Regions from separate parts of the Homo sapiens genome. Here region 1 is linked to region 2. Evidence: read pairs that join two places in POLR2A ChIA-PET (ENCODE). Cell type or tissue: PC-3. All regions are shown on one strand. Each heading gives the region's core, and the rest is flanking DNA. Links, peaks and the distances in the headings are about the cores only. Region 1 overlaps LOC105371929 (a long non-coding RNA gene). Region 2 overlaps NOTUM (notum, palmitoleoyl-protein carboxylesterase).

The links. ChIA-PET counts read pairs that join two places held together with the same protein. Peaks named below come from ENCODE experiments on the same cell type or tissue, not always from the same donor. Only the 100,000 strongest peaks of a DNase experiment are listed, where the experiment ranks them.
Region 1: POLR2A ChIA-PET joins it to region 2 with 10 read pairs; 2 of 35 experiments call an interaction of 5 or more read pairs at or near these places.

Annotation. Positions count from the first base shown.
Region 1 is chr17:81,733,061-81,739,115 of GRCh38, forward strand. It overlaps LOC105371929 (a long non-coding RNA gene), which reads left to right. Exons shown (of 3, transcript XR_935049.2): 1 at 1-762; 2 at 1,726-2,795; 3 at 5,030-5,286. Among named protein-coding and RNA genes, the nearest start is that of SLC25A10, 24 kb to the left of the region's middle. In PC-3, for the core only: no CTCF peak of the experiment used is centred there; DNase peaks (open chromatin) are centred at 2,701 and 3,211; H3K4me3 peaks cover 1,330 bases; H3K27ac peaks cover 1,524 bases.
Region 2 is chr17:81,948,480-81,954,534 of GRCh38, forward strand. NOTUM (notum, palmitoleoyl-protein carboxylesterase) reads right to left here. Exons shown (of 11, transcript NM_178493.6): 10 at 5,777-5,824; 11 at 4,028-4,788. The coding sequence ends at 4,482. Among named protein-coding and RNA genes, the nearest start is that of MYADML2, 4.3 kb to the left of the region's middle. RefSeq lists an enhancer at 8-508. In PC-3, for the core only: no CTCF peak of the experiment used is centred there; no DNase peak of the experiment used is centred there.

The DNA.
Region 1 (6,055 bases), core at 1,559-4,058, 220 kb before region 2:
CCCAGGAGGTCTCTGAAGATGCAGGCTCTACCTTCTGCCCGGCCCCCAGCCCTCCACCCGAGAAGTGGATGTGAAGTCACTCTGTGCATCTCCGCCCCTTTCCCACCCATTGGCCCTTGCCCTGCTCAGGGTCCCACGCTCTTCCCTCCTCCTGCCCCTCGTGGCCCCTCCTGTCTGCCCTGGCCCCCCCACACATCCAGGGGGCAGTTTGCTTCCTCCACTGACCTCCCCTCTCTGTGACATTATCTGTTTTTACAAACTTCAGGCATCTAAGCCGGGCACATTGGCCCAAGCCTGTAATCCCAGCACTTTGGGAGGCCGAGGCAGGCGGATCACTTAAGCTCAGGAGTTCGAAACCAGCCTGGCCAAGATGGTGAAACCCCATCTCTACTAAAAATACAAAAGATTAGCCGGCTGTGATGACGCGCACCTGTAATCTCAGCTACTCGGGAGGCTGAGGCACGAGAATCGCTTGCACCCAGGAGGTGGAGGCTGCAGTGAGCCGAGATCACGCCAGGGCACTCCGGCCTGGGCGACAGAGTGAGACTTCGTCTCAAGAAAAACCAAAAATCCAAAAGAACTACAGGCATCGGCTGTGTCCCCACTAGGAAGCCGGAGGGGAGCAGGGCTGGGTGTGTCTTCTCTGGCTGCGTCCCTGCGGCCACAAGGCCTGTTCTTCCTCTGTGCCCCGCCTGCCAAGGACCCAGCCTTGTGAAGGATGGATGAATGAATCATTGAGCAAATGAATGAGTGTGTGAACAGGTGAGTGAGGAGAAGCCGGCAGAGGCGGTGGGGTGGATGGTCCACCCGGCTGGCCAGCGGCCTGTCACTCCCTGAGTGGCCTCTGGGTGGCAGCCATGTGGCGCTGTCGGCTCAGGAAGGCTTGGTGCTGGAATGGGGCTGGGACATGGCCAGCCAGGCAGGGTGAGGAGGGTGGCAGCGCCCAGTGCAGCCTGGACAGATGGGGTTCTGCCCGGCAGGGCTGGCATGGGGGCTTCTTTATGCCAAGCCAGCCCTGGGGGAGGCCTCGGCTGTCCAGGGTGAAACAGGGTCAGGGTGATCAGGCTCGGTTTGTGGGGGCGGCCTGTCCTGCTGGAGGGTCCTCCTCACCCAACCCCAGCCTGCTGCAGGCTGTCTGCAGGGGAGATGGCAAAGACGGTGTTGTCCAGTTTGCTTGGGACATGAATGGTCTGGCAAATACGCAATGACACAGCTCTGGGGTCCAGATCCGGCCCAGGCGGCCGCCTGACAGAGGAGGTGCCCACAGAGCTTCCGTGAGAGGGCAGCCCAGGCCCAAGCAGCACTAGAACCCCGGCTTTGGGCTTTTGGGGACTTAGCCGGCCCCGGGGCCAGGGGTAGGATCAGGTTTCCACAGGCCAGACGGCCCCGCACAGTCACCACCGTCACCGTCACCATCACCCGGTGCTGGGCGGGCACCATGTGGACTCCACTTGGCACTGGGCCGATGGGCGGATGCCAGAGCCAGAGCAAAGGCCTCGTTAGCCCCTCGGGGAGGGCACGGCAGGGCCGGGCGACTCAGGAGGGCTGCGGGGTGACGTCTGATTGAGCCTGGAAGGACAGGCCGACCACAGGATGGAGGCCACAGCATCCTTCCCGGAGTCTGACCCCACGCTGGAGACAGAGGGGCTGGGCTGGGCTGGGCAACCTAGACCCGGGAGCCCATCTGTCCAGCCACCAGCGTCCGTCTGTCTGGGTCCCTGCTAGGGAGAGTCTGCAGCAGGGAGACCCCGGCAGCTTCGAGTATGGAGGGGAGACTCTGGCCGCCTGAGGTGAGTAACGTTGGGGGATGATTGTGGGGCTCCATTGGGACTTGGCAGGGCTCTGGGGGTGGGCACTGCAGGGGAAGCAGCTGCAGGCAGGGTGCAGAGGAGGCTCAGCTGAGTCTCCCGCGTGGGACTTCCAACCCCTCCAGGGTCTCTCCAACCCACTTCAGCTTGCAATCCACCCTCCTGCCCTGTGACCATGTGTGGTCACCCGCCCTCAGGGCACAAAAGGGGTCCAGCTCTATTTTCCAGGGACAACTCCAGACCCATGATCCCAGAAGCTTGGGGCCTGCCTTTATCCCAGCACCCAACCCCGAGAGCCCCCAGTGATGGAACTGGTGCAGCGGCCACCACTGCCCGGACCCGGGAGCAACACCGATGCCACACCTGGCGGCAGGAACAGGGCAGTGATGGGCTGTCTGCAAGGGGTCCCCCCTTCCGCAGCAGGTCTCTTGGCTGCAGCTCAGCCCCAGCCCCTGCGGTCCCCAGAGTCCCGGTCACTGGGGGCTCTGCAGGCCACCCTTCCAGGGGCATCCACCCACCCCCGAGTCCGGGTCAGGCAGAACCCAGGGCCCGCCGTCCCCTCCTGCAGGCTCAGGACCTCCTGGGGGGAGTTCCCTGTGTGATGCAGAGGGCACGCTCACCCTGCTGGGAAGGCTCACTGCTTCCCAAGGGGTCTGAGCTTTACTGGCACCTCACTGCAGTCCCTTCCCCGGGGAGACTCTGGGGCTTCCCCTGTGGGACCAGGCACCCGGAAAGGCAGCTCTGTCCCTGCTGAGTCACGCGCACCATCCTGCAGACGGGAGGGCATCTTCCTAGGCTTTCCTCCAGCCAAGAGTGGAGCTGGGACCTGGGAACCTCCCTGGAACCACCCCTGCTCTCCGGCAAGGCGTTCCACCAGCCTGTGTCTACACACGTAGCCCCGCAGAGCAGGCTTCGTGATGCCTGGAGACACCCACTTCCCCTTCCTTCTCCTGGGACTTCTCAGTCACACGGGCTGAGCTGCAGAGGGTGCGTGACCTGGGCTGAGCTGGTCTTTGGCAACTGGGGACTTTGGTTTGACGGTTGGTGGAGGGGAGACTCTCCTAACTTCCAGGGGTGTGAGTCGCAGGCGGTGCAGATGATAGGACAGTGGCCGTTGCCTAGGGCTGAAACCAACACAGCGGTGGGCGGAGCACAGGGAACTTCGGAGAGGGAGCCCGGCCCCCGAGTCAGCTGCTCCTGCGGGTGCTCCCCAAATCATCTAGTGATGTGATCCATTTGTCTTTCCAGCCCATTTCAGTTGAGTTTCCAATGACTTACAACCAATAATATCTCAACTGATACTTGGGCTCTTCAAGCACTAGAATTGTGGTGACGGCAGGAGCGTTAACACACTCTGGGGCGGGGCAGGGACTGCAGACTGAGCGGGCTCCAGGTGAATGCCAGCTTCCAGCCCTGCTGAGCCAGGCTGGGACGAACATGCTCACTAGGTCCGTCTCCACCTACTGTGGGCCAGCGCTGCGTGGCTCACTCCAGGGAAGACAGCAAGTTGGCTCAGCCGCTGCTGTGTGGCTGCTGCTCCCCTGAGTTTATGGCTGTCCATGGCATCTGCCAGGGTCCATCTGGTTTTTTGTGGGAATTGTGCCCGTGAATTTAACAAGGATTGATGGGCATTGCCATCTTGTCTTTTTTTTTTTTTTTAGACAGAGTCTCACTCTGTCGCCGAGGCTGGAGTGCAGTGGCACGATCTCGGCTCACTGCAACCTCTGTCTCCTGGGTTCACACGATTCTCCTGCCTCAGCCTCCCGAGTAGCTGGTATTATAGGCGCCCACCACCACACCCGGCTAATTTGTGTCTTTTTAGTAGAGACGGGGTTTCACCATGTTGGCCAGGCTGGTCTCGAACTCCTGACCTCAGGTGATCCGCCCGCCTTGGCTTCCCAAAGTGCTGGGATTACAGGTGTGAGCCACTGCACCTGGCCTATGTTTAATACTTTTTTAGAGATGGAGTCTCGCTCTCTGTTGCCCAGGCTAAAGTGCAGTGGCACGATCACGGTTTACTGCAGCCTTGACCTCCCAGGCTCAGGCGATCATCCCACCTCAGCCTCCCAATTAGCTGGGACCACAAGCACATACCACTGCACCTGGCTAATTTTTTATTTTTTATTTTTTTGAGACAGAGTCTCGCTCTGTCGTCCAGGCTGGAGTGCAATGGCTCAATCTCAGCTCATTGCAAGCTCCGCCTCCCAGGTTCTTGCCATTCTCCTGCCTCAGCCTCCCGGGTAGCTGGGACTACAGGCGTCCACCACCACGCCCAGCTAATTTTTTGTATTTTTAGTAGAGATGGGGTTTCACTGTGTTAGCCAGGATGGTCTCCATCTCCTGACCTCATGATCCGCCTGCCTTGGCCTCCCAAAATGCTGGGATTACAGGTGTGAGCCACCACACCTGGCCTAATTTTAAAATTTTGTAGTAGAGACAGAGTCTCACTATGTTGTCCAGGCTGGTCTCAAACCCCTGGTCTCAAGTAATCCTCCTGTTTTGGCTTCCCAAAGTGCTGGGATAACAGGTGTGAGCCGCTGTGCCTGGCCCATACTCACAGCTCACAAGTGACCTGTGTGGTTTCCTCTCTCCTTGTGTGGCTGCCTGAGACCAGGCTCAGGTCTGGAATGTCGGCAAGGAGTCACCCACTCTTCTTCTTCTTTTTTTATTTATTTATTTTTTGAGACGGAGTTTTGCTCTTGTTGCCCAGGCTGGAGTGCAATGGCGCAATCTTGGCTCACTGCAACCTCTGCCTCCCGAGTTCAAGTGATTCTCCTGCCTCAGCCTCCCGAGTAGCTGGGATTACAGGCATGCACCACCACACCTGGCTAATTTTGTATTTTAGTAGAGACAGGGTTCTCCATGTTGGTCAGGCTGGTCTCGAACTCTCAACCTCGGATGATCCACCCACCTTGGCCTCCCAGAGTCCTGGGATTACAGGCATGAGCCACTGTGCCCAGCAGGTCACCCACTCTTGTCTCTTTTGTGGCACTCCTGTGTGCCCATCCATTGCTCCCTCTATCCATCATAGCCTCTAGGGTGGCCCCACGAGCCCACTTGTGTTGGTGCCCCAGTGAGTTACCCCCACCTGGAGTGTGGGTGGGAGCGGGCTCCCTTCTATGAATAGGTTGTAGCCAAAGTGACGGGCTGTCCTTCCAAGGGGAGGTCACGCCAACACTGGGCTTCTGTTTTCCTCTCTCTCTCTTACACATTCTGAGCAGAGCTGGCTGCCAGGTGCTGAGCCGCCCCAAGAAAAAGCCCTCGTGGCAAGAAACTGAGGCCTCCAGCCAGCAGTCAGGGACCCGAGGCCTGAGACGGTGGAGGGTGAGCTTGCAAAGGGACCCCACAGTCGGGCCTTGAGAGGCCCACGGGCCTGGCCCACACCTCGGCTGCAGCCTTGTGAAGGTCCCTGAGCAGGGGACCCAGACTTCTGTCCTACAGAAACTTGGAGATAATAAATGCCTGCTCTTCTACGGCACTGAGTGTCGGGTGATTTGTTACGGGCAGTAGACAGCTAATACCTGCCCCTTAGGACACCAAGTCCTCGCCTCCTGGAGGCCCAAGCCCCAGGGAGCCATGCCTGACTTGCCGCCTGTCGATGGGCCACGCGTTCCTTGTTGATGCCATTCTGGGGTCCCCTCACCCTGACATACTAGGAGCCAGTTCCGAGGGAGGCTCTTCTGCCACCAACCCTGGCCCAGGGGGACACTGAGCTCCTTGATGCTGAGGGCCGGTGGTTCCTTATCGCCTGGCGACCAGCGTGTCCTCCGGGTCCTTTTCCAATACCAGCACCTCCCAGCTCAAAAACACAACCCAGCACTCCTGTTCCTCCGTCTCCCGGCCCTCCCTCGACACTGGGCCGAGGCAGCCTGTGCACCTGCCCCAAGCTCCCAGGAGCTGACCCAGCAGCGGATTCGGCCTGGTTCCCGGCATCCTTACCGGGATTTGGAAAATGCTCCTTTCAATCAATAAAGGCCCCACGCGGGCCTTCTTCCGCCCTCCCCTCCAGCATCCTCCATCTCCATTTCCACCCGTCCTCCCCGTCCTGCCAGGCCGCAGCTCCTTGCAGAATAACCCACACCCTCCAGTCGCAGGGACAGAACACCCTAGTTACTGGCCTAGAATTTTGCGGGGGACGAGGACAGGCAGACCCTAAGGAGGACACTCGCCTCAGGTGAGACCTTTGCAAGGTCCCGGCAGTGGGAGCCACTCCCGCCACTGCGGAGGGAACAGAGGGCAGGGATCTA
Region 2 (6,055 bases), core at 1,339-3,838:
GTCCTCTTCGTGTCCTAGGGCTCGTTTTGTCCCTGGTCCTGCAGGACAGCATGGCAGCGATTGACCGATTGACCATTAGGTGAGCTGCGCCTCTTTCTCTTTCGGCACAAATGTGGGAAGAAAGGGTTTATTTGTCGGTGAAATCCCTTTGGGCCCAACCCACAAGTGTCCTGTTCAGTGAGCCTGGTCCCCCCAGACACACACCACCATCCGCCCTCAGGTCCCTTTCAGCCACCTCAGAGGAGCAAACATCACGCCTGCCAGACTGCAGTGCTCAAGCCAGAGTTGGCCAAGAGCCAGCACCTCGCATGTGGCTCCCCCAGCTCCCACAGCACGGCAGGGGTCCCAGCAAAGTCTCCCCAGACAGGGTGACAGCCAGGCCTCTTTCGGGCTCCCCAGCCCCCTCTCCCTCCCGAGCTCTGTCCTTGTGGGGAGTCCTGTCCAAGGCCCTGCCTGGAGGTCTGGCTCTGGAGGCCCCGAGAAGGAGGCCACCAGACTCCCCCGGACCCCTTCTCTCACCTCCAGCCCTCGGTCTCCACATCTCTGACCTTGTCGTCTCCATTGGCTGCTGGGACTCCATGGATTCCCTCCAGAGACCACATAGGAGTGCTCCACAGGGGGATCGTGGACAGGCCACTTGGCTCTGCCTGGGGTGGCAGACACCTGCCCACGGGCACCAGTCCTGTCTGGGTATTCTCAGGCCCAGGGCAGCCCTGACTCATTGGCACAGAGAGTCAGACCCCAGGACATGTCCCCAAGGCACAGGGTCCTACGGTCCTGGCCACTCTGGGAATGGAGCCGTGGCCGCAGGGCAGGTGTGAAGCTCAGGCTGACGTGGCCCCGTGTCCTCTGACCCTTATGGTCACATTGCCTCTCTGGGCCTGTTTCTTTGTAAACTGGAGTATTTATTTTATTTTATTTTATTTTTTGAGTCAGAATCTTGCTCTGTCACTCAGGCTGGAGTGCAATGGTATGATCTCAGCTCACTGCAACCTCTGCCTCCTGGGTTCAAGCAATTCTCATGCCTCAGCCTCCCGAGTAGCTGGGACTACAGGCACCCGCCACCACACCCGGCTAATTTTTTGGTATTTTCAGTAGAGACGGGGTTTCACCGTGTTAGCCAGGATGGTCTCGATCTCCTGACCTCGTGATCCACCCGCCTCGGCCTCCCAAGGTGCTGGGATTACAGGCATGAGCCATTGCGCCCGGCCTTTTTTTTTTTTTTTTGGTATTTTTAGTAGAGATGGGGTTTCACCATGTTGCCCAGGCTGGTCTCAACCTCCTGGCCTCAAGCAATCCACCCACCTCGGCCTCCCAAAGTGCTGAGATTACAGGCGTGAGCCACCGCGCCCGGCCTGTAAACTGGCGTTTATAATGAAACCCACCTCGTAGGGCTACATACAATTGGCATGGAATGCTTTGCTCAGAAAGCTCCACCCACAACCATGCCCAAGGCTGGCATTGGTGTGACCTTGGTATTATCAAAACTACAGAGATTCATGGGTACGTTTGTGTGTGTGTTTTGAGACAGAGTCTTGCTCTGTTGCCCAGGCTGGAGTGCAGTGGCACAATCTCGGCTCACTGCAACCTCCACCTTCCAAGTTCAAGCAGTTCTCCTGCCGCAGCCTCCCAAGTAGCTGGGATTACAGGTGTGTACCACCACACCCTGCTAATTCTTGTAGTTTTAGTAGAGACAGGATTTCACCATGTTGGCCAGGCTGGTCTTGAACTTCTGACATCAAGTGATCCACCAGTCTCAGCCTCCCAAAGTGCTGGGATTACAGGTGTGAGACACCGCACCTGGTCTGTTTTTTTTTTTTTTTTTTTGAGACAGGGTCTTGCTGTCACTCAGGCTGGAGTGCACTGGCGCGATCACTGCTCCCTGCAGCTGTGACTTCCCAGGCTTAAGTGATCCTCATACCTCGGCCTCCTGAGTAGCTGGGACCAGAGGTGTACATCACCACACCCAGCTAATGTTTTAATTTTTTTTTTAGAGACGGGGTCTCCCTTTGTTGCCCAGGCTGGTCTCAACCTCCTGGGCCAAAGCGATCATCTCACGCTGGCCTCCCAAAGTGCTGGGGTGACAGGCTAGAGCTTCATGTTTTTGCCCCAGGAATCCCACATCTGGGGTTTAGTCCACAGACATACTTGCCCTCATGCAACGTGATGACCACACGACAAGGCTATGCACGTGCACCCTTTGCACCTGCGTGTGCCGCAGAGCCCTCCGCAGGCCCTGGACTGTCACACCTGCGGCAGCTCACTGCGCGCCCCGAAATACAGTGTCAAGAGGAGGAGACACCAGTGTGTAGTGTGTAGCCATCTGTGTAAAAGAAAAAAATGCATGTATGTCAACGTGTGCACCTGTTTACCGGAATTTTCACGAAATGATCTCTGGGAATATCCACAAGGTAACACTGTTTGCCCTTGGAAGCAGAGCCAGGGAACCTGAGCTGTGGGGGAAATGGGCATTCGCCCTCATATCTTCTGCATCTTTTGAATTTTGAACCATGTGCAGGAATGACCTAGTAGAAAGAAATAAAATGCAAATGTTTAAGGAATTGTCAGCTGGGTAGGAAGTGTTCTGGATTGATAAAGAGTTTTGAAACTAGGGAGTGGGCGTGGTGGCTCACATCTGTAATTCCAGCACTTTGGGAGGCTGAGGCGGGTGGATCACCTGAGGTCAAGAGTTTGAGACCAGCCTGGCCAACATGGCGAAACCCCATCTCTACTAAAAATACAAAAATTAGCTGAGCGTGGTGGCACATGCCTGTGATTCCAGCTAGTCAGGAGGCTGAGGCAGGAGAATCGCTTGAGCCCAGGAGGCAGAGGTTGCAGTGAGCCGAGATTGTGCCACTGCACTCCAGCCTGGGAGACACAGCGAGACTCCGTCTCAAAAAAAAAAAAATTTATTTTTTATTTATTTATTTTTTTGAGACGGAGTCTCGCTCTGTTGCCCAGACTGGAGTGTAGTGGTGCAATGCAATCTCGGCTCACTGCAACCTCTGCCTCCCGGGTTCAAGCCATTCTCCTGCCTCAGCCTCCCGGGTAGCTAGGATTACAGGTGCATGCCACCACACCCAGCTAATGTTTTATATTTTTGGTAGAGACAGAGTTTCACCATGTTGGCCAGGCTGATCTCAAACCCCTGACCTTGTGATCTGCCTGCCTTGGCCTCCCAGAGTGCTGGGATTACAGGTGTGAGCCACCACGCCTGGCAAGAGTTTTGAAACCAGAAACGGGGGTCACACGGCACTCTGAGTGCGACAGATGCCGAGTCGCTCACTTGGAAATGGCTCATCCTGTTATGCGAATTTCTTCCCAAAAAAAATAATAAAATGAAAAGGGGCCACGTGCAGTGGCTCATGCCTGTGATCTCAACACACTGGGAAGCTGAGCAGGGAGGATTGCTGGAGCCCAGGAGTTCAAGACCAGTCTGGGCAACAAAGGGATATTCCATCTCTACAAAAAATTAAAACAGTAGCCGGGTGTGGTGGCGCGTGCCTGTAATCCCAACTATTCAGGAGGCCAAAGTGGGGAAATTGCTTGAGCCCCGGAGTTCAAGGCTGCAGTGAGCTGTGATTGTGCCACTGCACTCCAGTCTGGGCAACACGATGAGATCCTGTCTCTAAATAAATGAATAAGTAAAAAGAAACGCAGCTGGTGCCATCCGCCCTGGGAAGTGGGTATCTGCAGAAGGGTTGAAGGGAAGCAGGGCCCCTCCAGAAGACCCTGCTCTGAGTCTGTGCATCCAAGAAGGGGTCAGAGTTGGAGAGTCCCCACGGCCCCTCCCTTTGTCTCCCTGCTGCTGTGGGGCTGGGGAGGGGAGGTGGGGGAGGGAGAGGAGGGGAGAGAGGGAGGGAGAGGAGGGAGGGGAGGGAGAGGAGGAGGGGAGGGAGAGGAGGAGGGGAGGGAGAGGAGGAGGGGAGGGAGAGGAGGAGGGGAGGGAGAGGAGGAAGGGAGGGAGAGGAGGGAGGGGAGGGAGAGGAGGAGGGGAAGTGTGAAGCAAATAAACACGCGGGCAGGGTGAGGTTCTTTTTTGTCTCTTTAAAATCATTTTTAAAAAGTTACAAAACAATATCATTCATCATATATTCTTATTTTCCTTTTTTTAAAAAATTAAAGTAATAAAAAAGTCACTTTATAAAATAATATAAAAGGGCTTGATGGGTGGGGCCGGTGGGTGCTGTCTGAGCTGGTGGACTGAGGAATCCAGTGCTTCTCTTCTGGCTACCCCCTCGTTGTCAGGAAGGACCCCCAGGCCACAGATGGGGATGACAGCAGGTCCCTTGTCTCTGGCTGGGCTGTGGGAGAGGGGCAGGGAAAGCCGGGGCAGGAGGGCAGTGGGCAGACCCAGACAGGGGGGACGGCTGGGGCCCTGTCCCGAAGAGACGGGAGGGCCTGCTGGTGGGGGGTGAGGTGGCACTGGGGCAGCGGGTGTCTGGGCCCCTCAGTGCCGGCTCCTCCTCCAGACAGTCTGCCTAGCTTCCGTTGCTCAGCATCCCCAGCAGCTCACTGGGCTCCAGTCCCTGCGGCTGGGCCACCGTCTGCATGTCGAAGCCCATGTGCATGAGGAACTGGGCCACGTTCATCTCTTGCCCCGTGAACTGGTCTCGGACGGTGGGGCATGAGGGGTTGCAGTGGGGCCAGGGGCAGCTGTCCACCAGGTGGACGGGGCAGCCCTTGAGGGGGGTCTTGCTGGCCTTGTGGCTGTCATGGAGGCTCCTGTCCCAGCAGTGCAGTGCTCGGGGCAGCGACGTCCCCTTCACCTGGACATCCGTCCAGTGGCTGCAGAGGAAAACCGGGGGAGGGGGTCACATGTGCGGAGTGGCATCAACACTGAGGCAGCTGTTTTTTTTTTTGAGACCAGCCATGGCAGGATCTCGGCTCACTGCAGCCTCCGCCTCCCGGGTTCAAGCGATTCTCCTGCCTCAGCCTCCCGAGTAGCTGGGATTACAGGCGTGTGCCACCGAGACTGGCTAATTTTTTGTATTTTCAGTAGAGATGGGGTTTCACTATGTTGGCCAAGCTGGTCTCGAACTGACGTCAGGTGATCTGCCCCCATTGGCCTCCCAAAGTGCTGAGATAACAGGCGTGAGCCACCGTATCTAGCCTGGGTTTTTTTGTTTTGTTTTGTTTTTTGAGACAAGGTCTCCCTCTGCCTGTCAGGCTAGAATGCAGTGGTGTGATCACTGCTCACTGCAGCCTCAACCTCCTGAGTTCAAGTGATCCTCCCACCTCAGCCTCCTGAGTAGCTGGGATTACAGGTGTGAGCCACTGCTCAGCCTGAGTCTTTTTTTTTTTTTCTTTTTTTTTTGAGATGGAGTTTCACTCTTGTTGCCCCCAGGATGGAGTGCAATGTTGCAATCTCGACTCACCATAACCTCTGTCTCCCAGGTTCAAGCGATTCTCCTGCCTCAGCCTCCGGAGTAGCTGGATTACAGGCACCCGCCACCACGCCCAGCTAATTGTATTTTTACTAGAGACAGGGTTTCACTATATTGGCCAGGCTGGTGTCGAACTCCTGACCTCAGGTGATCCACCTGCCTCAACCTCCCAAAGTGCTGGGATTACAGGCGTGAGCCACCGCACCCAGCCTGAGTCTTAATTCTTGCCATACAGCTGTTGGTACAAGTGGCTCTGGCACCCCTATAAGGAAATCCCACCCCTAGAAGCGCCAAGAAGAGGCCCATGGGAGGCCAAGTGCGGTTGGGGAGCATGTGGACTTTTGAAGTTGATGTCATGGACGCAAGCTGCCCGGAGCAGGGACACTGACCTCCGGATGATGATCTCATGGGAGAGGCAGGCGGGGGCAAAGCTGGCCCTGTTGGAGAGGAGACAGTGGCTTGTGAGCTCCTTACCCCCTCAGCCCCTTTTCCACCCCCACTCCCCTAGAGCTGTCCCCCGCCTGGCCATCACCCCTTCCTGTTGCTATGGCTGCCAGCTGTTCCTCTGGCCCGGGCCTCCCCCTAGTTGGCCAGCTCCCGGCTGACCCTTATCGCTTTGTGCCTCAAATCCCTGCTCAGAGTCCACCTCTTCCAGGCAGGCCCTCCCA